5 separate regions of the Homo sapiens genome follow, and regions 1, 2, 4 and 5 are each linked to region 3. The links are chromatin loops, found by intact Hi-C in ENCODE. Cell type or tissue: endothelial cell of umbilical vein. All regions are shown on one strand.

Region 1 (5,000 bases), 58 kb before region 3:
GACTTGGAACCAACCCAAAGTGCCCATCAATGGTAGACTAGATAAAGAAAATAAGGCACGCTGGCCAGGCACGGTGGCTTACACCTGTGATCCCAGCACTTTGGGAGGCCGAGGTGGGCAGATCACCTGAGGTCGGGAGTTCGAGACCAGCCTGACCGACATGGAGAAATCCCATCTCTACTAAAAACACAAAAAATTAGCCAGGTGTGGTGGCACATGCCTGTAATCCCAGCTACTCAGGAGGCTGAGGAAGGAGAATCACTTGAACCTGGGAGGCAGAGGTTGCAGTGAGCCAAGATCATGCCATTACACCACAGCCTGGGCAACAAGAGCAAAACTCCATCTCAAAATTAAAAAAAAAAAAGAAAAAGAAAAGAAAAGAAAATGTGGCACATATACACCATGGAATACTATGCAGCCGTGAAAAAGGATGAGTTCATGTCCTTTGCAGGGACATGGATGAAGCTGGAAACCACCATTCTCAGAAAACTAACACAGGAACAGAAAACCAAACACTACATGTTCTCACAATGAGAACACATGGACACAGGGAGGGGAACATCATATACCAGGACCTGTCAGAGGGTGGGGGCTAGGGGAGGGATAGCATTAGGGGAAATACCTAATGTAGATGATGGGTTGATAGGTACAGCAAACCACCATGGCACGTGTATACCTATGTAACAAACCTGCACATCCTGCACATGTATCCCAGAACTTAAAGTATAATTTAAAAAAAAAAAAAGAATTTTCATCAGGAAAGGATGTTGAAAAAAAAAAAGAATGCTCTGTTACTGTAATTTATATGTGCCTGGGTGCAATTTCACTATTCAAGATGTATGTGTATAATGTTCAATCACATCAGTTCTGGGGGCAGTGGCATGCTTAAAACATCTGAGCAGATGGCTCTTTTCTGGAATATTCTATTGCAATGTAAAATCTCACGCACACAGACACACACAATGACCTGACCCCAAGATAGTTTTAATAGGCATCCAAGCACCCAAACAGGGGGGTTACTCACACCAAATCATGTGTGTAGAGTCTCAGTAGGCAAGAAAGTTAGAATTCAACCCCCACAAAACACAGCTTTCACATCACTGCAGCTACCTCTACTTAATTCTTATCAATTTGCTTTGAAAAGCCTGAGATGGGCCTTTTTGAGCTCTGAGCTGGGGTGACTGCAGCTCTCCTCAGAAAATTTGATCAGCAAGCTACTTGCAAAATTCAAAGTCCAAATCCCTAATCGCAGGTAACTTGTTTTCAAATAATGATACCACCTGGAAAACATACAGTGCTTCATATTTTCAAAGTGCCTTTACCCACATGGCCACATTTGACCCCCTCCTAACACTGGCAGCCAGGCAGGGCAGGGAAGGAGAAACCATGAGAGGCAAGGTGATATGCCCAAGCCTGCATACGTGGAAAGTGATGCCCCAGCTGTACACCACGGATGAATCAGAAATAAAACCCCAACCCTAGGGTCTTTCTGTGATGGGTGGGAAGCCTTGCATTTGACTGAGCTGCAAATTTTACATGTCATTACCCTACTAGCTTACTTGAATATTCACACTCATTCTCTCCTACCTTGGGGCCTTTTGTCCTCCCTCTGCCTGGAATACTCATCCCTCCTACCTCTCACTCCCCAGAATAGCCACTTCTTTCTCATTCTTCACATCTCAGCTCAAATGCCTCCTCAGAGAGGTCTTTCCTAACCACCCTTTCTAGGAGGTAAGCCCCCACTATCACATACGTTGCTTTATAGTCTGCATTGAACTTAGCACTTTCTGAAATTGTTTTGGGTACTCATCAGTAATAATTTCTTGTTAATCACCTATTTCACCACAAGAACAAGAATGAGGACAGTGATAGTGACAGGAGGCAACCAAATGCCCAGGTAGATAGGGGCAGACCACCAGTGAAACCCCACCTTCCAGCCAAAAAACAGCCTGAAGTCTGAAAGATCAGACTGCTGGTCCCAGATGAAACCCACAAGCCAGAGTGAGAACTTCTGTTCTTGTTTGTCCACCCTTTCCCTATTGAGTCTTTCTGAATAATGCCTCTTAACCAATCAAATGTTGCCTTTTCCAATACCACCTATGGCCCTGCTATTCTGAGGCCATAAAAGCCCCAGACTCAGTCACACTGGTTCCCCGCATTCAGTTAGGGGAACGTCCTGTCTCCACAGAAAGCTGTTTCATCACTCAATAAAACTCCCTGCCTTGCTCACTCTTTGATTGTCAGCATATCCTCATTCTTCTTGGATGCTGGACAAGAGCTTGGGACCCACTGAGAACGGGTACCCAAAAAGGCTATGACACTGGCCTTTTGCGCCTGCCAGCAGAGGGCAGCCATTCCACATGATGGGGCCAGGGGCTGACTGAGCTGCTAACATGCCACCATCCATCAGGCTGTGTATGGCAGAACTAAAAGAGCTAATTAGCACCCTAACACTCCCTCTGGAGCTTCTCTGTCATGGGCACCCTTGCACCTGGTCTGGCCATGGGCCCCACACAGAGCTTGCTCCTGTGTCATGCTCGGAGTGGCCGGCCAGATCCCACACTGGCTCGCTCATATGCTCCCTCCCGGAAGGGGCTGAGTGCGGCAGGCCAAGTAGACAGGGCACCACTGCTGCGAGTCCAGCAAAGGGGCCGAGAGAAAAATCTTCTGTCAACAGGAACCTGGCCCAGCTTGTTCACTATTATATCTCAAGTGCCCAGAACAATGCCTGGTATATAGTAGTTGCCCCCAAATATTTTGAGGGTTACTAAACTATTTTATTAATATTCATTAATGACTTGTAAAGCAAACAGGACAGTGTTAGTATTCCCACTTTACAGATGAGGAAATGGAGTCCCAGAGAGATTAGGTGACTTATTCAAGGGCACACAACTGGAAAGTGACAGAGTTGGGAAAAGAACCCAGGTCTTTGACATCAAGCCCAATGCTATCTCCACTATATAGTTTTTTAATATAAAATTTGGGAAACGAGAAATTATTATTAATCAAGAATTATTTTATATAACATTCATTCACTCAACGAAAAATTTTGAGCATTTACTAAGTCCAAGAAAGTCCATTAAACACTGTGGGAGATAAAAGGATAGAGATAGGATATACTTCCTGCCTTCAAGGAGCTTACCATCTTCTAAGGGAGTTAAAATAAGTGCACAAATATCCATAAAATAAAATAAGAAGTTTTAAGTGCTGTTATGGATTGAATTGCGTCCTCCCATCAAAATTTATATGTCAAAGTCCCAACATGCAGTTCCTCAGACAGTAACCTTATTTGGAGACAGGGTGTTTAAAGAGGTATTCAGGGATACACGAGGTCATATGGGTGGGCCTTAATCCATGCGCCTGTATTTGGTATAGCATTTCAAATAGTAAATTAAAATGAGGCATCTAGGATGGGACCGTAATGCAGTATGACTGGTATCTCTGTAAGAGGAAGAAAGACCAGTTGCAGTGGCTCACGCCTGTAATCCCAGAATTCTGAGAGGCCAAGGCAAGAGGATTACTTGAGACCAGGTGTTCAAGACCAGCAACACCACAGAGAGATTCCCATCTCTCTTTTTTTTTTTTTTTTTTTTTGAGATGGAGTCTCACTCTGTGACCTAGGCTGAAGTACAGTGGCACGATCTCGGCTCACTGCAACCTCTGCCTTCTGGGTTCAAGTGATTCTCCTGCCTCAGCCTCCCGAGTAGCTGGGATTACAGTTGCCCGCCACCATGCCCAGCTAATTTTTGTATTTTTAGTAGAGGTGGGGTTTCACCATGTTGGTCAGGCTGGTCTCGAACTCCTGACCTCAAATGACCCACCCACCTCGGTCTCCCAAAGTGCTGGGATTACAGGCATGAGCCACTGTTCCCGGCCCCATCTCTTTAAAAAAAGAAAAAAAAAAAAGCCAGTCATAGTGGCATGCACCTGTAGCCCCAGCTACTTGGGAAGCTGAGGTGGGAGCATTGCTTGAGCCCAGGAAATTGAGCCTGCAGTGAGTCATGATTGTGTCACTCCAGCCTGGGCCACAGAGTGAGACTCTGTCTCAAAAAAAAAAAAAATAGGCCATGAGAGGACCTGGTAAGCAGGTAGCTGTCTATAAATCAAGGAGAGATGCCTCAGGAAAACTAAGCCTGTCGATGCCTTGATCTTGCACTTCTAGCCTCCAGAACTGTGAAAAAATTAATTTATATTGTTTAAGCAACCCAGTTTATGGTATTTTGTTATGAAAGCCCTGGCAAACTAATACAAGTACCTTAATGAAAATGGAGAAAAAGTCCAGAGGCCAGTAAAAACTTCCAGCTAAGAAAACATCTGGGAAGCATCTTGGAGGAGACAGTATTTGATGTAGGCTTTAGAGGGCAAGTCAGATTTCTACATATGGAGATGGTAGGTGCTGGAAGCCAGCCTGAAAGTGCCTGTCAAGGTCAGTTTAAAGAGCGGGATTTTTCTTCTGTTGGTTTGGGGAAGCTTCGAAGGATTTTGCACAGGAGAGTGGTAAGAGCACAACCAAAACTGAGGAATAATAACCTGGCATCTTGTATAAAATAGGATGGAAAGAGAAGAGGAGGAAAACTTGAAGGAAAGTTGGGCGATTCCATCAGGAACTCAGGCAAGAAGTGCTGAGGACCTGAAATAGAGAATTAAATGTTTGTTTGTTTGTTTGTTTTTGAGATGGAATCTCGCTCTGTTGCCCAGGCTAGAGGGCAGTGGCGCAATCTCGACTCACTGCAACCTCCACCTCCCGGGTTCACACCATTCTCCCGCCTCAGCCGCCTGAGTACTGGGACTACAGGCGTCCGCCACCACGCCTGGCTAATTTTGTTTTTGTATTTTTAGTAGAGACGGGGTTTCACTGTGTTAGCCAGGATGGTCTCGATCTCCTGACCTCCTGATCCGCCCACCTCGGACTCTCAAAGTGCTGGGATTACAGGCGCGAGCCACCGTGCCTGGCCGAAATAGGGCATTAAATGTTATAGTGGACACTTCCAGTTCTTGCC
Region 2 (5,000 bases), 49 kb before region 3:
ACAAATCCCTAAGCTCCCTAAGGACCCAGGACAGATGGGTTCTAATGAAGAGACAGGGAGGAACTATGTCCAGGAGCTGAAAGGGCCCCGGGTGGGAGAGGTGCTGGCTTGAGTCGCTGCCGGCTAGAGACCTCCCATCTGAGACAGCATGAAAGGAAACGATAAAAACAAGGAGGGAGGAGGAATGATTATATTATTCATGCCTGTATCTTGAAGATAATCATTGTAATTTCCTAAAAACCTGCTTACTCAGAGGAAGCGATCATATTCTAATAAGCCCTTGTTTATGAAACTCACAGTAATTGGATTGGAATGTGAATTATTAAACTGTATGTGGGGTGGCACTTCTTGCCAGGTGTTTAATGATTATGTTCAAATGTGTAGGTCTGGCCTGTCAGCTGGGAAGATAATACTCCCAGGAAGAAAATTGTTTAACTCTGGGTCAGAGCTAGGGTGTCTTTCACAAACTTCTGAAATAGCTGGACTGAAGAGGCCCTTACAAATCACATAATTGAACGGCCTCATTTTAGAGATGAGGAAATGGAGATCCAGAGTAGAAAAGGGCTTGTTGAAGGCCATACAGTGACCACACTGATGACCAATTGCTCCTCTATCTGTTTTCTCATAGTATTCGTGCATCCATCATGGCAGAATCAGTGGCTTGGCTTTCTTAACTGCCATTTCGTCTTCTTTCCACCTGGAGAGATTGGAAACCTAATCCATTTTTCTCAAAGTTAAGATTCCAGCTGCAAGATAAGTTCCACCAATTGCATGAGATTTTTCTGCAGCTGTAGCTGTTGAGAGACAAGGTGGTGGAGATGTAACTGTTAAGAGGCAGAGGTGGCTGAAGTTTTTAGCTACATGAGCCAATGAATTTTCTTCATTGTTTAAACAGCTTTGAGCAGGGCTTTCTGTAGCTTGAAACTAAAAGCAACTTAAATGATGTTGTTTAAATGTGTTAAGATCTTAGGAACAGGGCAGGCACAGTGGCTCACGCCTGTAATCCCAGCACTTTGGGAGGCCAAGCCAGGTGGATCATCTGAGGTCAGGAGTTCGAGACCAGCCTGGACAACATGGTAAAACCCTGTCTCTACTAAAAATGCAAAAAAAATAGCTGGAACTGGTGGTGTATCCCTATAATTCCAACTACTTGGGAGGCTGAGGCAGGAGAATTGCTTGAACCCGGGAGGCGGAGGTTGCAGTGAGCTGAGATGGCGTTGCTGCCCTCTAGTCTGGGTGACAGTGAGACTCCACCCCAGAAAAAAAAAAGGTATCAGGAAGTAAGCCATAGTTCCTAGGAGATCCTTAAAGGGGATCCATCACCCTCCCTCATCAAAAAAAAAAAAATTAATTAATTTTTTTTTGTTTGGTTTGGTTTGGTTTGTTTGTTTTGAGACAGAGTCTCGTCCTGTCACCAGGGTGGAGTGCAGTGGTGCAATCTCAGCTCACTGCAATCTCCGCCTCCCAGGTTCAACCGATTCTCCTGCCTCAGCCTCCTGAGTAGCTGGAACTACAGCCACATGCCACCACGCCCAGCTAATTTTTGTATTTTTAGTAGAGACGGGATTTCTCCATGTTGGCCAGGATGGTCTGGATCTCCTGACATCTTGATCCGCCCGCCTCGGCCTCCCAAAGTGCTGGGATTACCAGCGTGAGCTACCGCGCCCAGTCTTAATTCTTAAACTAGGACAATCTCTAAGGTCCCTTGCAGCATTAGCATTCTGTAATCTTATGAATCTATAAAGTTCTAAATTGTTGATTTGACTGATAATGAGTAACCTCTGCCATTATAAAAAAGTTTTATTTTTTAAATAAAGTTGGGTTTTTCCATTGCAAAAGAAATACATGCTTATTATAGAAAATTTGTAAGCTATAGGAAAAAACTAACCAAAAAGGCAACCACTGTGAATATTTTGGAAACTTCCTCCCAAATTGTTCATTTTTCTACGTATAATCTTAGCGAGGTTTTAATATAGCCAAGTTCATACTATATGTGCAATTCTGTACCATACTTTTTTCATTTGACGTTATAACATAATGCCACATAACTCCCACATTATTATAAGCCCTTTGTAAACAGCTTTTTTAAATGGCTTACCATTCCATTGAATGGATATTCTATAATTTAGTTTATTCCCCTAATGTTGGGCAAAATTAGGCTGTTTCCAGGTTTTGTGTTTATTTGTTTGCTATTCTATTTCCTTTGTAACAAAGGACTTCTTACTGAATGTAAAAGGAAGGGTCCCCAGCAGTAGAGTGGCGTTCCCCCATGTCAGACCACATGGGGGCAGAAGCAGGACAGCTATCTCATTGTCTAGGAAGCCCCTGCCTTGTCATGGAGACCACTCGGATGGGCCTATAGCTAAACAATGTGAAGAGGCATCTCTCTCTCTCATGACTTTCCTTCTATTTGGAAGATGGTCCCCTAGGGCCATTCCTGGCTTCGCTCCTAGAGGCAGAGTCCCTGCCCTGTTTGGTGGGCTTAGGAACGTGCCCTATTGCAAGGGGCTAGCATGGCCTCTGTTCCCTCATACTGTAAGTGTATCAAGGACAGACCACAATCTGGGCAGCTGTCCAGTGATCCAGCCTTGTCTATGGTGGGGTGAGAAGTCTCATTCGGGGATTCAGCAATATGAAATCCCTTTAATCTCCAAAATCAGCTATATCTCCCCAGCCTTCTGTCTTATTTTTCTTTTTTTTTTTTCATTCGTGTATTTATTCCACAGTCAAAATAAGTCATAATTTAAAGCCACAATATTTTTAAAAGATAACGGAGAATTGGTGGCACAGCTGCATTAGCAAAGAAGACACCAGTCTAAAGTGCAACACTAAACAAGTGTTCTCTGTTCCCATCATGGAATAAATACACACCATTACACACACAATTTCACTAAAGATCAGAGATGAGGCCAATAGCCCTTTGAAATGAACTGCCCAATGAATAGAGGCAGACTACAGATAATTTCTATTAAGATTTTACTGCAAGATAGAAAAATCCCCAAGGTGACTACTAACTTGAGCCCCTCATTTTATGCTCCTGGCCTTGGCTTCTGTTTTCTTTCCTCAGCTGTATCCAAATCCAAAAAGGCTTCTCTACCCCATGCTCAAAAATGCGACCTCAAGTAAGTCCCTAAGGTCCTCAGCACAGACTGATGTGAATAAGCCCGTGGGCAACCAGAACCGCCAGGGAAATCAGGAACACAAGCATAGAGCACGGCATCACTTGTTTAAATGATAGTTTTAACCATCGAATGAGCTCTGAAGCCACATGCTTTTCCTAAACAAACAGAAACACTGTCTTCATATCTTTCTATTCTTCTTGCAATAATGTTAAGTAAGCCATCCAAGTAAAAAAAAAAAATTAACAGAAACAATCAAAAATGAAAAATCAGGCTGGGCAAGGTGGCTCATGCCTGTAATCCCAGCAGTCTGGGAGGTCGAAGCAGGAGGATCACCTGAGATGAGGAGTTTGAGACCAGCCTGCCCAACATGGCGAAATCCTGTGTTTACTAAAAAATACAAAAATTAGCTGGGTGTGGTAGCGGGCTCCTGTACTCCCAGCTACTTGGGTGACTGAGGCAGGAGAGTCGCTTGAACCCAGGAGGCGGAGGTTGCAGTGAGCCAAGATGGCGCCACTGCACTCCTGCCTGGGCAACAGAGTGAGACTCCATCTCAAAAAAAAGAAAAAGGAAAAAGGAAAATTCAAAGGGTTTACACCAAAAAGCAAACCAGTCCTCTGCAACCTAACTAACTCCTTAGTTTGAGGGCTGTGAAGCCATGAAGAGGGCGATCAGGTAGTAGATGGTCCCTCCCACAGTTCAGCACCATGGCTGTCCCATAATGCATTTGGTCAGGCAGGCCTTGTTTCAGGTGGATGGTCACACTGTCAGATTTCTGGAAAAACTTCTGCAGTTCTGGAACTTTGTTTTTCCCAGCAGATTCACATGCAGTGGAATTGGAGGTCAGTTTAGTTGGTGTAGCAAACATGATATAGGTGGTGCTTCTGTGAAAACCACATGCTTGGCTGGGCGCAGTGGCTTACACCTGTAATCCCAGCACTTTGGGAGGCCGAGGCAGGTGGATCACCTGAGGTCAGGAGTTCAAGGCCAGCCCGGCCAACATGGTGAAACCCTGTCTCTACTAAAAATACAAAAAATTAGCCAGGCATGGTGGCTGGTGCCTGTAATCTCAGCTACTCGGGAGGCTGAGGCAGGAGAATTGCTTGAACCCGGGAGGTGGAGGTTGCAGTGACTCAAGTTTGCACCACTGCACTCCAGCCTGGGCAACAGAGCTAAACTCCATGAAGAAAGATGGAAGGAAGGAAGGAAGGAAGGAAGGAAGGAAGGAAGGAAGGAAGGAAGGAAGGAAGGAAGGAAGGAAAGAAGGGAGGGAGGGGAGGAGAGGGGAAGGGAGAGGGGAGGGGACAGGGGAGAGGAGGGGGAAGGAAGCGGAGGGGAGGGAAGGGGGGAGGGAGGGGAAGAGAGAGTAGAGGAGGGGAAAGGAGGGGAAGGGAAACCACAGGCTTTAATCCCTGTGGGCTTTAGGCCTCAAAGCCCATGCTCCCACCAACTTCTGCTTGAAGCCACTAAATTTGTAGTGCATGATGCCCAGGGCCTGGCTTCCAGCATCTGCTGCCTGAGCAGCTGCCCTTTGTCTTATTTTTCAATTGGTTTAAGACTCACTCAGACACGGAAGAAGAATGCTATTTATTAGATCTTTTCAAAACAAAAAAACTAAGACAATAATAATATCTTTGATTGTTGCCAAGTCTCTACACCTCCCACCCCGCAATAGGCTGTTGGGGTTTGGGATTGTTTTTAAAGGATTTAGCTGAAGACAAAACTTCTTGCTACCTCTGGATCTTGGCAACCAATATTATGCTCAGGCAGATACAACAGATAACAGAATTATTACTTATAATAGCCACTACCATTTATTGAATGGTAGTAATACTCCCTGCATTGTGTTAAATGCTTTACATGCTTAGTTCATGCTAACAA
Region 3 (5,000 bases):
TTACCATTAGAAAATGCTAGTGAGCCAACTTGTTATTTTGAAAACTGGTGAATGAAGAGAAAGAATGAAGAAAAAGACAAGACTTATCCTGTCTTTCCTATACAAACTGTACCATTAAGTTTCCAAGTAGTAGATGAGGAAAAATTTGACTTGTATAAAGTTAGTAATGAAGGAATAGCAAATTATTATAGCATCATCTTATAATCCTTAATAAACTAATGGATAAAGGAGGCATTATGTGCCTCCTTATGGAAGAACACACCACCCACCATCCACAAAGTAGTCTTTCCTGCCCAAAATGAAACTGGGGGCTCAAGCCCCTAGATTCAAAATAGGAAACACAGAGAAAAGACAACATGTTACGTAATATCATGGGGATGCACTCGGTAAAATCCAAGGTATAGAAAACGCTACAAAACAACCAATTGTCTCCAACAAATAAATTACAAGAAAAAAAAGAGAGGGTTGAATAAAAAACCTACAGAGTAAGAGATTTAACAGAAATATCAATTAGTTTCAATGTGTGAACTATTATAAAGTATGACAGTTACGAAGCCATTGGAAGTTTAAATATCAAATGGATATTTAATGCTTTTTAATGAGATAATAGTAAAATATTTATGAAAATGATACAGTGGGGGGAGTGTTTCAAAATATGATGAGGGAGAGTACAGGTTATAAATAACATTGGCCATAAGTAGTAAGTGTTGAAGTTGGGTGACGGATACATGGAGGTTCATCAAACTGTCTACTTTTGTATATGTCTGGGCATATCCAAATAAAAAGTTAACACAGCAAACTTTGGTATTTCCCTACTGCCCACAATACGAAGTCCAGACTCTTTAGCGAGACATAGAAGGCCTTTCATAATCTAGACCCAATCTGCCCTTATAGCCTAGCCACATAGATGTTCATTGTTCCCTGAACAAGCCTTTATTCAAATTGTTTTCTCGTCTTATTATCTCCTGAATGAAATGCTTATCCTGTTTTAAGTTCTAGCTCAAATGTCACCTCAATGTGAAACATCACCTAATCCCTTATCTGATCATGATTCTCGCGTTGTCTTAATACTTTGTTCTTGCCAGCCATACAGCAATGACTTAGACCACTGTACTATCGTAAGTGGCTATAATAGAATGAGTTATTGTACTAAGTGTACAGATGTTGAGCATTTAAAGGGCAAGTCCGACTTTCTTTGTATTCTAGCACCAAGAACAATGTCTGGTACGTGGATACTGCGTAAACATTTAACTCAGACTTATATACTCAAAGTGGTTGTATATTGGCATATTCTCATACAAATATGCAACTTGGATGATTTACTTGGCAAACAAAACCTTTGTTTTTAGTCTTCAAGCCATTTAGACCAAAGACTCAAACAAATCTATTCTAGTGTATCATTTTTACCCCAAGTTCACTATCTCCTATCCTAATATCAAGATTAGTGCCATCAAAATACCTAACAAAATCAATACCTTTGCCATCCACATTTAGGTTCCAATGTCTTAACTGAAAAGCACAAAATTAGGATACATGATGTATGAAGGCCTATTTTGCTAAAATAAGCCGAGTGGTGACAGCTGAGGCTACAGAGTCGAGCAGACCTTGGTCTAAATCCTAACTCTAATTTACTAGGTGAATGGCCTTGGGGAAGTCATATAATTTTCTGGGTCTCAGTTTTCCCATCAGTAAATAGACTAATAATAATTACCTCATAGCCTTCTTAAGAAGCTCAAATGCAAGTAAAATACTTAACCTGACACTTAAAAGGGCTCAATAAATTTTAGATATTATTACTTGTAGAATGAGGAAAATAATACTTACTTAATACTGTTGATGGATTAATAATTTAGTGCATCCTACAATGTCTAGCCCATGATAAACACTGATGGCTAGTGTTATTTTTAAATTAGGCCCTTTGGCCAAGTATGGTGGCTCACGCCTGCAATACCAGCACTTTGGGAGGCCACGATAGGAGGACTGTTTGAGGCCAGGAGTTCAAGACCAGCCTGGGCAACATAGCAAGGCCTTGCCTCTGTTTTGTTTATTTTATTTTGAGACAGAGTTTCACTCTTGTCACCCAGGCTGGAATGCAATGGTGCGATCTCAGCTCACTGCAACCTCCGCCTCCTGGATTCAAACGATTCTCCTGCCTCAGCCTCCCAAGTAGCTGGGATTACAGGGACGCACCACCGCACCCCACACCTGGCTAATTTTTGTATTTTTAGTAGAGACGGGGTTTCACCATGTTGGCCAGGCTGGTCTTGAACTCCTGACCTCAGGTGATCCACCCATCTCAGCCTCCCAAAGTGCTAGGATTACAGGTGTGAGCCACCACACCCGTGTTTCTTTTTTTAAGGGCATAAAAAATAAAACAAAGTTAGGCCCTTTGAACAGTTAATCTCTCCTGTCCCCAGCCCCCAAATAAGTCCTGTGAACTGTAAGCTTTAAATACACAATTTCAAAGTTTTTTCTCAAGTTTATAATCATAAACGTTTATGGTTCTATGTAGTTGTAATTAGCGAGTAGGGTACACTATGTTTGTCACCTCTTTGGACCTTGGTTTCTTTGTCTGTGAAAAGAGGAATTAGACTACATCATCTATAAGGCCTCTCCTAACCTTAATTCTATCTCTAATCTCATCACCAACAGCATGACAGAAACATGAACCCCTTTGCTACAAACCAATCTGAAAGATTTCTTGAGTCAGGCCCATACCTGCTGTACCCGCCTAGCACAGTACCTTGCGCTCTTCAAATCTTCAATACATATTTGGTGAATTAAATATGTTGCTTCATAAATTAAACATACTATGAATTAATAATGTCAAAGCTTTCTGAATTCTTATAATACTTTCAGGACTCAAATAATTCATGAACTGAATTATCAAGCAAAGACCAAACTACTATAATCAAATTAAATTAAAGTATTATTCCAAATGGGGTTCTTAATTTAGAAGCACAGAATATCAAATCAAAAGTTCCTATGTGCCCTCTCCTGGCCAATTGCTGGAATAACACTCAATTAAAACAAAATGAAGCAACCTTAAAACAGAAAATACAGACAAATTCTAATTCTAATTATCAGTCCTCATCTGAGAGTGACCTAAGTATCTCTGGTCACTCACTCTTCCTTGAGACACTTTCTTTAATTGGGTTCCAGGACACTTGGGGTTTTCTTCTCCCCTCTCTGGCCACTCCCCCACAGTCTCCTTTGTTGTTTCCTTGTCTCCCTCCCTGGTCTGTAATATTGGCTGCCTTAGGCAGGAATCAATCCTCGGACTCTTTCTATCTACACTCACTCCCTTGGTGAAGTCAACCAGCTTTGCAGCTTTAAACATTATCCATGCATTGATGACTCCCAAATGTACATCCGTTCCCTGAACTCTATAAACTCATATACCCAATTGCCTACTCGTATCTCTACTTGGATGCTTACAACAGCTCAGATTTAACAAACCCAAAAGTGACCTACTAATATTCTCCCCAAACCTGCTCCTCTGGAAGTCTTCCTAGCTCAGTAAGTGGTTAACTCTACCCTTCCAGTTGCTCAGGTCATAAACTTTGGTGTCACCCTTCTTTCTCACACCTCCCATCCAATGCATCAACAAGATCTGTCAGGTGTGGTTAACATACTGCCAGAATCCAACCATTCACTTACCTTCACGGCCACCCTAATCCAAGCCACCATGATCTCATACCTGAAATAGCCAACGGTCTCTGCTTCCATCCTTGCTCCCCATCCCCACCCCAGTCTATTCTCAACACAGCAGCCAGAAAGAACCACTCATAAACATAAGTCAGATCATATAACTCCATGCTCAAAACCTTACAACAGTTTCCCATCTTGCTCAGAATAAAAGCCAAAGTATTTACAAAAAATAATAAGGCTCTATATGATTTATGACTGCCCCTTCCTCTCTGACCTCATCTCCTATCACTATCCCTCTCCTTTTTGTCATTGTTCCTGACACCAGATATGGTTCCTTGGAGCTGTTGCACTTACTATTCTATCTGCACAGAATGCTGTTTGTTCAGATGTTAGCACAGCATGCTTCCTCATTTCCTTCAAATCTTTACTCAAAGATTATCTTTTAGTGAGGCCTTCCCTATCTAAAACTACAAGTTCCTCTCTCAAACACACATACTTCTTATTCTCAATCTCTGCTTTATTTTCTCATAAGCAGATGTCACTATCTAATATACTCTATATTTTACTTATTTTGCTTATTTGCCCCCCTTACTATATTGTACACCCCACAATGGCAAGGGATTATTGTCTGTTCCTGTTCCCTGCAAAATCCTCAGTGCTAGAATAGTTCCCAGCTCAGAGCAGGCACTAAATACATATTTGTAGAATCAATGAAAGAATACAGAGACAGGTAAGGTAAGAGGACTGAGTGTAAATAACTATGCCAAAATTTTACACATGGTTGGAAACTGAGGAAAGCTTAAGAGGATATGCCCCCATCTAAAGGGTGGTACAGACAGGCTTGGTGGCTCACGTCTGTAATCCCAGAGACTCGGGAGCCTGAGGTGGGAAGATCACTTGAGCCCAAGAGTGCGAGACCAGCCTGTACAACATAGTGAGACTCTGTCTCCTAAAAAAAAATATTTTTTTGGCTGGGCGTGGTGGCTCATGCCTGTAATCCCAGCACTTTGGGAGGCCAAAGCGGGCGGATCGTTTGAGCCTAGGAGTTTGAGACCAGCTTGGCCAACATGGTGAAACCCCATCTCTACTAAAAATACAAAACTTAGCCAGGTATGGCGGCCTGCACCTGTAGTCCCAGAAAATATTTTGTTTAGATCCTCACTTTGACATTTAACTGTGTAACCTTCAGTAAGTCACAAAACTTCTCAAATGTATGCATCAGTAAAATAGGAGACTTGGAATTCAAAAACTGAAAACTGTCAGTCAGCTAACAAATATAGCCTACAGAGTAATCCCAGCACTTTGGGAGACTGAGGTGGGAGATTACTTAAGCCCAGGAGTTTCAGACC
Region 4 (5,000 bases), 82 kb before region 3:
GGTGCCTGTAGTCCCAGCTACTCAGGAGGCTGAGGCAGGAGAATGGCGTGAACCCGGAAGGCGGAGCTTGCAGTGAGCCGAGATCGCGCCACTGCACTCGGGCCTGGGGGACAGAGCGAGACTCCGTCTCAAAAAAATAAAAAATAAAAATAAAAATAAATAAAGCCTATATATGTAAAAACTACAGCTAACGTTATACTCAATTGCAAAAACAGAAAGTTTTCTCCGTAAGAACAGGAACAAGGCGAGGATGCCTACTCTCACCACTTCTATTCATCATTTGGTTTTCAGTTGTGTGGAATCTCTTTTTCTATCCCTTCACTTTCAGTCTATATGTGTTTTTATAAGTGAGGTGGGTTTCTTGTATGCAGGATATAGTTGGGTCCTGTTTCTTTATTCATTCAGCCATTTTATGCCCTTTAATTGGAGAATTGAGTTCATTTACATTCAGTGTTATTATTGATATGTACGGACTTAGTACTGCCATTCTGTTGCTTGTTTTCTGGTTGTTTTGTAACTCCTCTCTTCCTTTCTTACTGTCTTCCTTTTTGGTTCAGTGATTTTCTCTGGTAGTATGTTTTAATTTGTTTTTTATTTTTAGAGAATCTGTTATAGATTTTTACATTATGGTTACCATAAGGCTTACAAAAAACATATCATACATATAATCAGATATTTTAAAGAGATGACAACTTGGTCGGGCATGGTAGCTCACATGTGTCATCCCAGCACTTTGGGAGGCTGAGGTGGGTAGATTGCTTGAGTTCAGGAGTTCGAGACCAGCCTGAGCAACACAGTGAAACCCCGTCTCTACTAAAAGTAAAAAAATTAGCTGGCCGTGGTGGAGCGTGCCTGTAATCCCAGCTACTGAGGAGGCTGAGGCAGGAGAATCGCTTGAACCCTGGAGGCAGAGGTTGCAGTGAGCCAAGATGGCACCACTGCACTCCAGCCTGGGTGACAGAGCAAGATTCCATATCAAAAAAAAAAAAAAAGAGATGACAACTTATCTTAGATCACAAAGAAAATAATAGAGACAAAGAAAAAAACAGAAAAATAAAACCTTCTACAGCTTAACTTCATTCCTCCACATTTTAACTGTCTCAATTTGCATATTTTTATGCTGCCCAACTCATAGCAGGTTGCTATAGCTATTATTGTTTTTGGTAAATTTGTCTGTTGAGCTTCATACTGGAGTTATGAGTAGGAAATAATAATACAGTATTACAGTACTCTGGGTTTGTTTGTGCAGTCAATTTTACCAGTGGGTTTTATACTTTCAATTTTTTTGGCACGTTAGTGTTGTTTTCTTTCAGATTTGAGAACCCTCTTTAGCATTTCTTGTTAGATAGATCTGGTAGTGGTAAATTCTCTTAGCTTTTGTTTGTCTGGGAAAAAAACTTTATCTCCCCTTCAGATTTGAAAGATAATTTTGCTAGATATAGTATTCTTGAATGTCAGTTTTTTTCTTTTGGCACTTTGAAAATGTCATTCCATTCCCTCCTGGCCTGTATGGCTTCCACTGAAACGTCTGTTGCCAGATGAATTGGAGCTCCTTTATAAATTATTTGCTTCTTTTCTCTTGCTACTTTTAGGATTCTCTCTTTGTCCTTGACCTTTGAGAATTTTATTATTACATGCCTTGAGGTAGTCTTATTTGGGGTCAAAGCTATTTGGTGTTCTCTAACCTTCCTGTGCCTGGTTATTTATAACTTCACCAAGTTTTTTAAAGTTTTCTGTTATTATTTCTTTGAATAAGCTTTCTACCCTGTACTCTTGCTCAGCTGCCTTTTGAACATCCATAATTCTTAGATTTGGTCTTTTAAGGTAATATTTTTGTATCTTGTAGGCAATCTTGCTGTTCATCCTTTTTGTTTCTCCTCTGTTTGTGTGTTTTCAAATAGTCATCTTCTAGCTCATCGATTCTTTTCTCCACTCTATCAATTCTGCTGTTGAGACCCTCTAATAAATTTTTCAGTGTAGCACATATATTTTTCAGTTTCATGATTTCTGTTTGATTTTTTAAAATTATTTCAATCTCTGTTAAATTTTTCTGATAAATTTCTGACTTGCTTTTTTGTGTTATCTTGGAGATCCCCTAAAACTACTGTTTTAAATTCTTCTTCAGAGAGCTCACATATCACCATCTCATTAGGGTCAGTTACTAGTTCCTTGCTTTGTCTGTTTGGGGAGATCATGGTTCCTTGTTTGCTGTTACTTCTTATGGATGTATGTCTATGTATTTGTATTGCTTTAATTATTTATTCCAGTCTTCTCTAACTGGCTTGTTTAGGTTTTTATTAGATGTGTTTGCTTGGATGTTCTTTACTATTTGGTCACTGCCTCCCCTTTGGCTCTAGGTGGCACCTTAAGCCCAGGTTCTCCTCAGCTCTAGTAAATAATTGAAGCACTGTCCTTCCTGAATGCAGAAGCTCCTAAAGGGGATATCCCAGCATTGTGGGAAAGCTGGCTAGGGGTTTGTGCCCAGGGGACCTGTGGAATGAACCACCTTCAGCGTGGTGTGCTACTGTGATTTGGCATCTCCTTTGGCCAAGTTACAGAGCAGAGTTCCCAGGGCTGGAAATGGTAATCATAACTCCCACTTTGTCTCTGCCTGTCTTCAGGGATATTTCTCTCTTCAGACACTCTCGATGCTACCCGTGGCTTAAGGAAGGGACAAATCTCCTGCCAGGGCATCCAAGATGGTTGTCCACCTTAGTCTCACTGTTTCCAGTGTAGAGACAGTGAATTGGGGGAAAATATTTCTGCATGCTTGGTGCTGGGCAGAATGGAGGGAGGAGCATCACAGATGTGGAAGTCCTATTCTCTGCTCAGAATTTTTTTCACTTCTCTGAGGCCCTGGGAGCTATCTCATCTTCATATTTGAGTTCTGGCGTATTTTTTAGGATAATCTCAGCACTCAATGTTTGTTTTTGGTTTTCTGTGAAGGGGAGTAAATCCAGCTTGCTTCTGCACCACCATTTTGGAACTGGAAGTCCTCTCAGTAAGCATCTTTATGATGGGTATTTCTGGACATTTATCTTGTTCCTTTTTGTTTGGAACATATTTCCCTATTTATTCATTCACCTTGAATATTTATTTATTAATTTACCTTGACTGTGTTGGTGTCTGCTCATTAGAAAAAAAAAGTCCACCTCTCCTAGTCTTCATGGACTGGCCTCATATAGGAGAATATCTTCATCAACCAGCCCAGCCAGAAATTCTGGGGCCTCAAACTTTTATTGCTAGTCCAACCTGCTTTCTTTATTTTCAGTGACTCCCAGGTATGTTTGGTCCAGTTGGTGCTCTGAGACAAGTGAAAAATGAAGCCAATTCCTTGGGAAGCCCCCCAAAAACTTAGATCATTAGACGCTGTCCAACTCTTTTCCTCCCCCAAGGAGCAGCTGGAATTTGAGTGTTGTTTTTTTTTTTCTACCTGCTCACTGTGCACCAAGCTGGGTGGCGGGGAGTGATGACTAATTATATGCTAGGTAAAAATTCTATCTTTCTTTCACTAGCCCCCAGGTGACTAGAATGCTAGGTTCCATTAATGCTCTGAGACAGGCAAGAAAGAAGCCAGTTCTTTAGGCAGCATCCAGAAAAGTTAGAGCATTGGATGTGTGGTCTCTTTCCCTCCCCACAGAGAAGCTGGGAGCTAGGGTTTTTCATTCACTAATTCTGTGCTGAGTGAGGAAATGGGGCTACGGAGACTGTCAGCCTAAACCTCTGTCTGTCCGCAGGGCACGGTGGCTCACGCCTGTAATCCCAGCACTTTGGGAGGCAGAGGCGGGCAGATCACCTGAGGTCAGGAGTTTGAGACCAGCTTGGCCAACATGTTGACACTTCATCTCTACTAAAAATACAAAAATTAGCCGGGCATGGTGGCGTGCCGCCTATAGTCCCAGCTACTCGGGAGGCTGAGGCAAGAGAATTTCTTGAATCCGGGAGGTGGAGGTTGCAGTGAGCCGAGATCATGCCACTCCAGCCTGGGTGACAGAGCAAGACTCCTTCTCAACAAGCAAAAAACAAAAAATAAAATAAAATAAACCTCTGTCTCTGTTTACCCTAGACCTCAGGCAGCTAGATTATGCTGGGTTCTATCAGCACTCCAAGACAAACTCCAGTCATTTGGACAGTGCCTGCAAAAGGTGGGGCATTGGGCATGCAGACCAACTCTTGCTGTTCCTTGGGAGAAGCTGGGAGCTAGGGTTTTTCATATGCTCACTCTGTGCTAAGCTGGGGTAGGAGCTATGGCAACTGTCAGCTCAAACCACTATCTTTACTCTCTTCTAGATGATTAGGGTATGCTGGGTCCTATCAGTGGTCCAAGACTGGCAAGACAGAAGACAGTCCTCAGGAACCTCTGAAAAAGCTGGGGCATTGTACATGCAATTCAATTCTTTCCCTATTCAGGGAGAGGCTGGAAGCTAGAGTCGTGGTTCTTCTCAATCTTATGGCACTGTGCCAGGGGTAAGGGTTGAGGTGAGAGGGCGTCAAATTTTCCTACTGGCTTTGATGTGTCAAGTTTTGCACTCACCCAGGGTGAAAGAGCCTCTCAACTAGTTTCTGTATTTCTCACAAAGGGAATTTGTCCATGAATTGTTGTTGAATCAGTGTATTTGTTGGGGGAAAGGAGAGTCTAGGGCCTCTTATTCCACCATCCTGCTGCCCCAGTACTTTTTAAAAACTTTTTTCAACCAGCAAATATTTACCGGACATCCATCCACTCTGCATCTGGCACTAAGTAGGTCTTGGGACACAGTAGAATGTAAAACAGAAATTGCCCCTGCCCTCAGAAAAAGTATATTCTAGTAGCATAGGCAGGCAGAAGCAAGTAAAGAAACAAATAAAATAATTACAAATTGCATAAGTTCTACCAAAAAACAATGAGGAGATGACACGCAGAATAACAGTGAAGTTTAAGGAAAGAGGAGGTAACATTTCAGCTGAGATGCAAAGAATAAGGCAAGAAGGCCATTAAAAGAGGTGTGCCTTTGTATAAT
Region 5 (5,000 bases), 200 kb before region 3:
CATGTTGTTATAAATTACAGTACAGATACTCTTCCACTTACAATGGAATTACATCCCAGTAAATCCTTCGAAGTAAGTCAAAATATGCGTGGCTGATGGAGCTGCAGCTCACCACCACTGCCCGGACTCTCGAGAGAAGTACAGTTTCTACTGAATGGTGTTGCTTTCACACCATGTAAAGTGAAAGAATCATAACATGTACAATTATAAGTCAGGTATTGCCTAAAGTTCTTTCCATTTTTATTGCTCTGTTTATTTATTTATTTATTGTTATTCTATAGTGGAAATATACCAAAATATACCATAATTTCTATTCTCCTGTGGATCAACATTTGACTATTTCCAGTTTGGGGCTGTTTTGAATAAAGCTACTATGAACATTCTTTTATACATTTTGTTTGAAGGTATGTTTCATTTCTCTTGACTAAATATCCAGAAGTGGAATAACTGGGTTTATGGGGTGGTGTATATTTAATTTTCAGGAATCTGAAACACCCAGGACCGGGGAAAAAGTAATTTTTGGAAAATGCAACTAAAACCACAGAGAGATACCATTTTTTACCCACTAACATAGGTATAATTAAAGACTGATGACTCTTGAGTATTGGCAAGGATGTGAAACAACACTCCTTTGAAAGTGAAACTCTAGTAATTGCATATTCACAGTGTTGGCTGACACTAGCTCAGGTACTGTTATCTCCTCTGTTCTGGGCACTCAGTACCCATTAATTAACCCAGCTGACTTTGCCCTGGCTCCCACTGAGCTTACCATCAGCTGACATTCCAAAGACTTTTTCACATCTACTATTGTTAAACTTATTCCCTCCAACCTCTTCTGTGCAAATGATTTTTATAATCCAGTTGCCTAACATAATTTTCCAACTTCAATAAACTTCATAACAAATTACACTTGTTCCAATTATAAAGGGGAAATCACTGCTTGTCATTAAAGCAATCAAAGAAAGCACACAAGAAAAACTTAAAATGTCTATAAAACAAAGCAAAAACCAAAAACTATAAAATTTTTAGAAAAGAAATGCAAGTGATGAAGACAAAGAATGCACGAAACCATATTTTGGTCTAGAAAACATTCCTAGACACGGTTTCATTTAATATCATAACCACTGTGTCAGGTAGATATTTGTAAAGCATCCTGCTCCCATTTTGTAAATGAGGAGGCAAATTCAAAGGGAATATGGGATTTGCTCAAGCTCATACAGCTAATGAGTTGTCAATTCATAATTTAAAATGAAGTTCATAACTGCAAATTGTATGCTTTTTTGTCTATATTGGTTCATCTCACCCTGATCACTCCAAATATCCCATGAACAACCCTAATCCATTTGATGAGTTTGCAAAAGACCCTGAGGATGGCCAATGCCCCCATTCTCTGACCCTTGATTGTTACAATTAAAATATATCTTTTGAAGCATGCTGATTTGCATTTCTTTTGCCCTTTTGTCTGAGTTTCTGGTAGCAGCCTGACACAGAACCAGGAACACTGATATTGCCCCAGCCACTGGCAAGCTCTAGGATCTTGTGTAGAGATCATATGGTAAGGAAAATGAATGTGGACTTTGGAGCCAAAAAAATTCATGCCAGCTACTAACTGTGTGGCCTTGATGAAATTTACTTCACCTTTCTGAGTGTCCATTTCCCAATCTGTAAAAGGAGTATAATAATCTCTATCTTGCAAAGTTAGGGTGAGGATGGAATTAGGTGACATGTATAAACAGTCTACAGTAGTAGGTGCTCAATGAATGGCATTTATATCATCATCACCATTATCATCATCATCATCATCACCATGAGTTATTACTGTCTCAAGGTTGGACTAGATTAGCTTTAAACCTATAAGCACCTTTGTCTGATATCTTGTGAGCCTATTTATGACCACATCTTCATATGTATAACAGAAAATTCGTTGTTTGGAAATTTTGACTCAATTTATTTGGTTTCAAATAATTGGTTACTATCTCACTCTCTGAGATATTCTAGAGCAATGTCTCCTTGACTCAGTCATGCACTTATCCATTATTGCCAACGTATTATGTGTCAGGTATTGTGTTAGACAAGGAATGAAATCCAGTGAACCTGACAATTATCCTGTTTATAGAAATATGCATATTTTCCCTGCAGGGGGCACTAAGAAACCAGTTCAGTTTCCTTCTAAAAAGTATTGCTCTTTTAAAGTCTGTGAATGTGTACTCGCTTCTGACAATCACCACTCTACAAGAAGAATTCACCAGAGAAGCTCCTTATTGTCCCACAGATGGCATGTTTTATGAAAAGGAATTTTTTTAAAAACAGGCATTAATTTGACAATACTGCATATTTGTTCAGATCAAAAGCCACTCATAATAGGACTCATAAATGCAGAATTAGTGAAATGAAAGTTGGATGCTGAAGCCAGTTCCAGTCCTAAACACAAAACAACACAGAATTCAGAGGCACATTACTTCTTTTCCAGGGGAATACAGGTGTACCTTGCTCTACACAAAGTGGGCATCCTAAACAATTGTGTATAAATTGATTCCTTCTGAAATGAAAGTCTCTTTCAAATCTATCTAAAGAAGCTGTTCTTTAAAAGAAACCTATAGCAAATGCTTTTGCAAAGCTAAAAATCACCTTGAAAAGTAAATAATGATTCCTGAAATACATTGTATAAATCTAGTATCTCATGTATCAAGATTGTTTAATAAAACACCACGCATGTGCATTGTCTGTGAAAATTTCAATTAAAACTTCATACATATGATTATTTATCATTGTGGTCTGTAGCTACCAACAAAGTCCAACAATAATTTATTTCTATTTCATTTCATTAAACAGGTACAATATGAAAATGAGGCAATACATGGCAATTTTCATAACATTAAGCTCTTTCACACAATGCATTAGCAGGAACTGAAAGTATCAGAAGGTTTAAGTTAATGAACAACTCTTTTCCCAATTATGAAGGATTTGTACGAGGGAACAGCATGAGTAGGGTGCAGTGGCAGGACTAGGAAGAAAAATCGGGCTTCCAGGACAGGGAATCTATTTGACTATCAATCTGCAAACTGTATTTTATTAAAAATGTAATTACCCACAGGACTCTTATTTGCAGAGCCTGTTGAAGGTATATTGACATTTGGAGCTGTGTTAAGGTCTCTGAAGTCATCTCAGTATTGGAACCTTCCTTATCGGGTTTAGTGTTTGTGGAGAAGAGGTTTCTTTCTCCTCAAAAGGCAAAGGCCCAGGAGAAAACTGCTTTATAACAACAGCTCCTCAGGTCAGTTATTTAAAAAAAAAAAAAGAGAGAGAGAGAGATGCACAGTCTTGGAATCCATCCTTTGTCTTTTTTGCATCCCTTTTCATCTTACCTATAGTCCTAGAGCCCGCTTCGTGGATGGCAGCCTGTGCACAGACAGAGCACCGAGCTTAGAAGGGCCCCATGTTTAACTTAATGTTGTGTTGTCACCATTTTTAAATTCTTAATGTTTTTTTTGAACAAGAGGGTCCCGCATTTTTATTTTGCACTGGGTCCCCCAAATCATGTAGCCAGTCCTGTCAAGCCTATACATGCACGCACACACACACACACACACACACACACACACCTCAGACATCTTCTCCAAGCCCTCGTTATAACCACTTGCTATACTTCGTAACCAGGTCCAGATGATGGAATACCGGTTTGGAGCTAGAGTTCAGAATGGGCTGCCTGGGCTCAATCCTCCTTCCTACTAGCTTTGTGACTTTGATTTCCTCATCTAATGAGGATGGTGTTCATCTCACCTCACAGGGTTGTTATGAGAATTAAATGAGTCAAAGTATATAAAGTATATAAAGCACTGAGAACGTGTGGGCACTCTATACAGGTGAGTGTTCTTCCCATGATGTTTATATTATTAGTGGGGAAGAAGAGGGAGGAAGTCTCCTGCTTCCTCTGTGAAACTTGCCTACTCTCCCAGGTTGAGTTCACTGGCCTCTCCGCTATTTTAATGAACTATATTTGGTATAACATTACTATCCTTCTACCTAAAATGCAGCATTTCCTAAACTTCAGTCATTCATGTACCCCTTCCAGGATTTTCACTCTGCCTACCATTTCTACTACTTACTTCTTATATTTGTTTACATCAACTTACTTTTTGAAGTGAAATAGTTTTATCTTATAAACTTAATTTTACTATATACTTTATTGTATATAGTGTCATTATTATATACTCTAAGTGAAAAACTAGTATCCCATGTCAAAAAAGAATGTAATACACAATAGTTAACATGTTTAGATGTATTCATACAACACCTTCAATCCTTTAGATACCACCAGTGGCACCCATATTAACTTTGTGTCCTCTTCCATTGGTCTCTGAGCATTCTAAGTGCAGTTATTGGGATCTCTATGTGCTCATGCACAGTGCACTGTGAACATCAAGTTTCCCAGAACTATTTGCTGAATGAATACTTATTAACAAACTGATAAGAGAGATAGCCCCTTGCAAAGATGCCTACCTTTTGACTGGGGCTATCCTAAGGCCCTAAAACCTTGAGTCCTAACAGCAATGGATTTCTCCAATGCAGCACTCCTCACAATGTAGTCTGAGAACCACCTACATCCTAATCACTCAAGGGGCTTGTTAAAAAGGCAGATTGCCCAGCCCCAATCTGAACCTACTGATTCAGAAGTTCTGCACATTAGTATAGCCTAATGTAGAATTTTAGTAATTCAGATAAGTAGTAGTAGTAGTAATAGCACTACTAAAAACAACTAGCATTAATTGTGTTCTTACTATGTACCAGAAATTATACCACACACTTACATACATTATCACTTCACCCCCTTAACAAGCCTAGGAAGTAGGTACTTGCCAAAGCCATATAACTATTATGGGGCAAGGAAAGGGTTTCAGGCAGCCTGACTCCAAAACCAAACTCATAACCACCACACTGTACTCTGGGTAGAGGGGAAGCTTCTGGAGAGAGGTCTTACCCATTTTGCCAGCCATGGACCC

The links. Hi-C counts contacts between places; a loop is a spot of excess contacts. Peaks named below come from ENCODE experiments on the same cell type or tissue, not always from the same donor. Only the 100,000 strongest peaks of a DNase experiment are listed, where the experiment ranks them.
Region 1: it touches region 3 in a loop (11-fold over the local background); 15 of 110 quality-filtered maps call a loop at or near these places.
Region 2: it touches region 3 in a loop (5-fold over the local background); 15 of 110 quality-filtered maps call a loop at or near these places.
Region 4: it touches region 3 in a loop (16-fold over the local background); 9 of 110 quality-filtered maps call a loop at or near these places.
Region 5: it touches region 3 in a loop (20-fold over the local background); 11 of 110 quality-filtered maps call a loop at or near these places.

What each region holds. Positions count from the first base shown.
Region 1 is chr5:155,001,891-155,006,890 of GRCh38, reverse strand. No RefSeq gene overlaps it. Among named protein-coding and RNA genes, the nearest start is that of KIF4B, 9.4 kb to the left of the region's middle. In endothelial cell of umbilical vein, a CTCF peak has its summit at 2,344 (motif pointing right); a DNase peak (open chromatin) is centred at 2,380.
Region 2 is chr5:154,993,200-154,998,199 of GRCh38, reverse strand. It overlaps the pseudogene LOC100288010. Among named protein-coding and RNA genes, the nearest start is that of KIF4B, 18 kb to the left of the region's middle. In endothelial cell of umbilical vein, a CTCF peak has its summit at 2,279 (motif pointing right); a DNase peak (open chromatin) is centred at 159; H3K27ac peaks cover 1,145 bases.
Region 3 is chr5:154,943,878-154,948,877 of GRCh38, reverse strand. All of the region lies in intron 2 of MRPL22 (mitochondrial ribosomal protein L22), which reads right to left. Among named protein-coding and RNA genes, the nearest start is that of MRPL22, 5.3 kb to the right of the region's middle. In endothelial cell of umbilical vein, a CTCF peak has its summit at 2,998 (motif pointing left); DNase peaks (open chromatin) are centred at 2,987 and 3,967; H3K27ac peaks cover 1,318 bases.
Region 4 is chr5:155,025,581-155,030,580 of GRCh38, reverse strand. No RefSeq gene overlaps it. Among named protein-coding and RNA genes, the nearest start is that of KIF4B, 14 kb to the right of the region's middle. In endothelial cell of umbilical vein, a CTCF peak has its summit at 2,339 (motif pointing right); no DNase peak of the experiment used is centred here.
Region 5 is chr5:155,144,572-155,149,571 of GRCh38, reverse strand. No RefSeq gene overlaps it. Among named protein-coding and RNA genes, the nearest start is that of KIF4B, 130 kb to the right of the region's middle. In endothelial cell of umbilical vein, no CTCF peak of the experiment used is centred here; no DNase peak of the experiment used is centred here; H3K27me3 peaks cover 480 bases.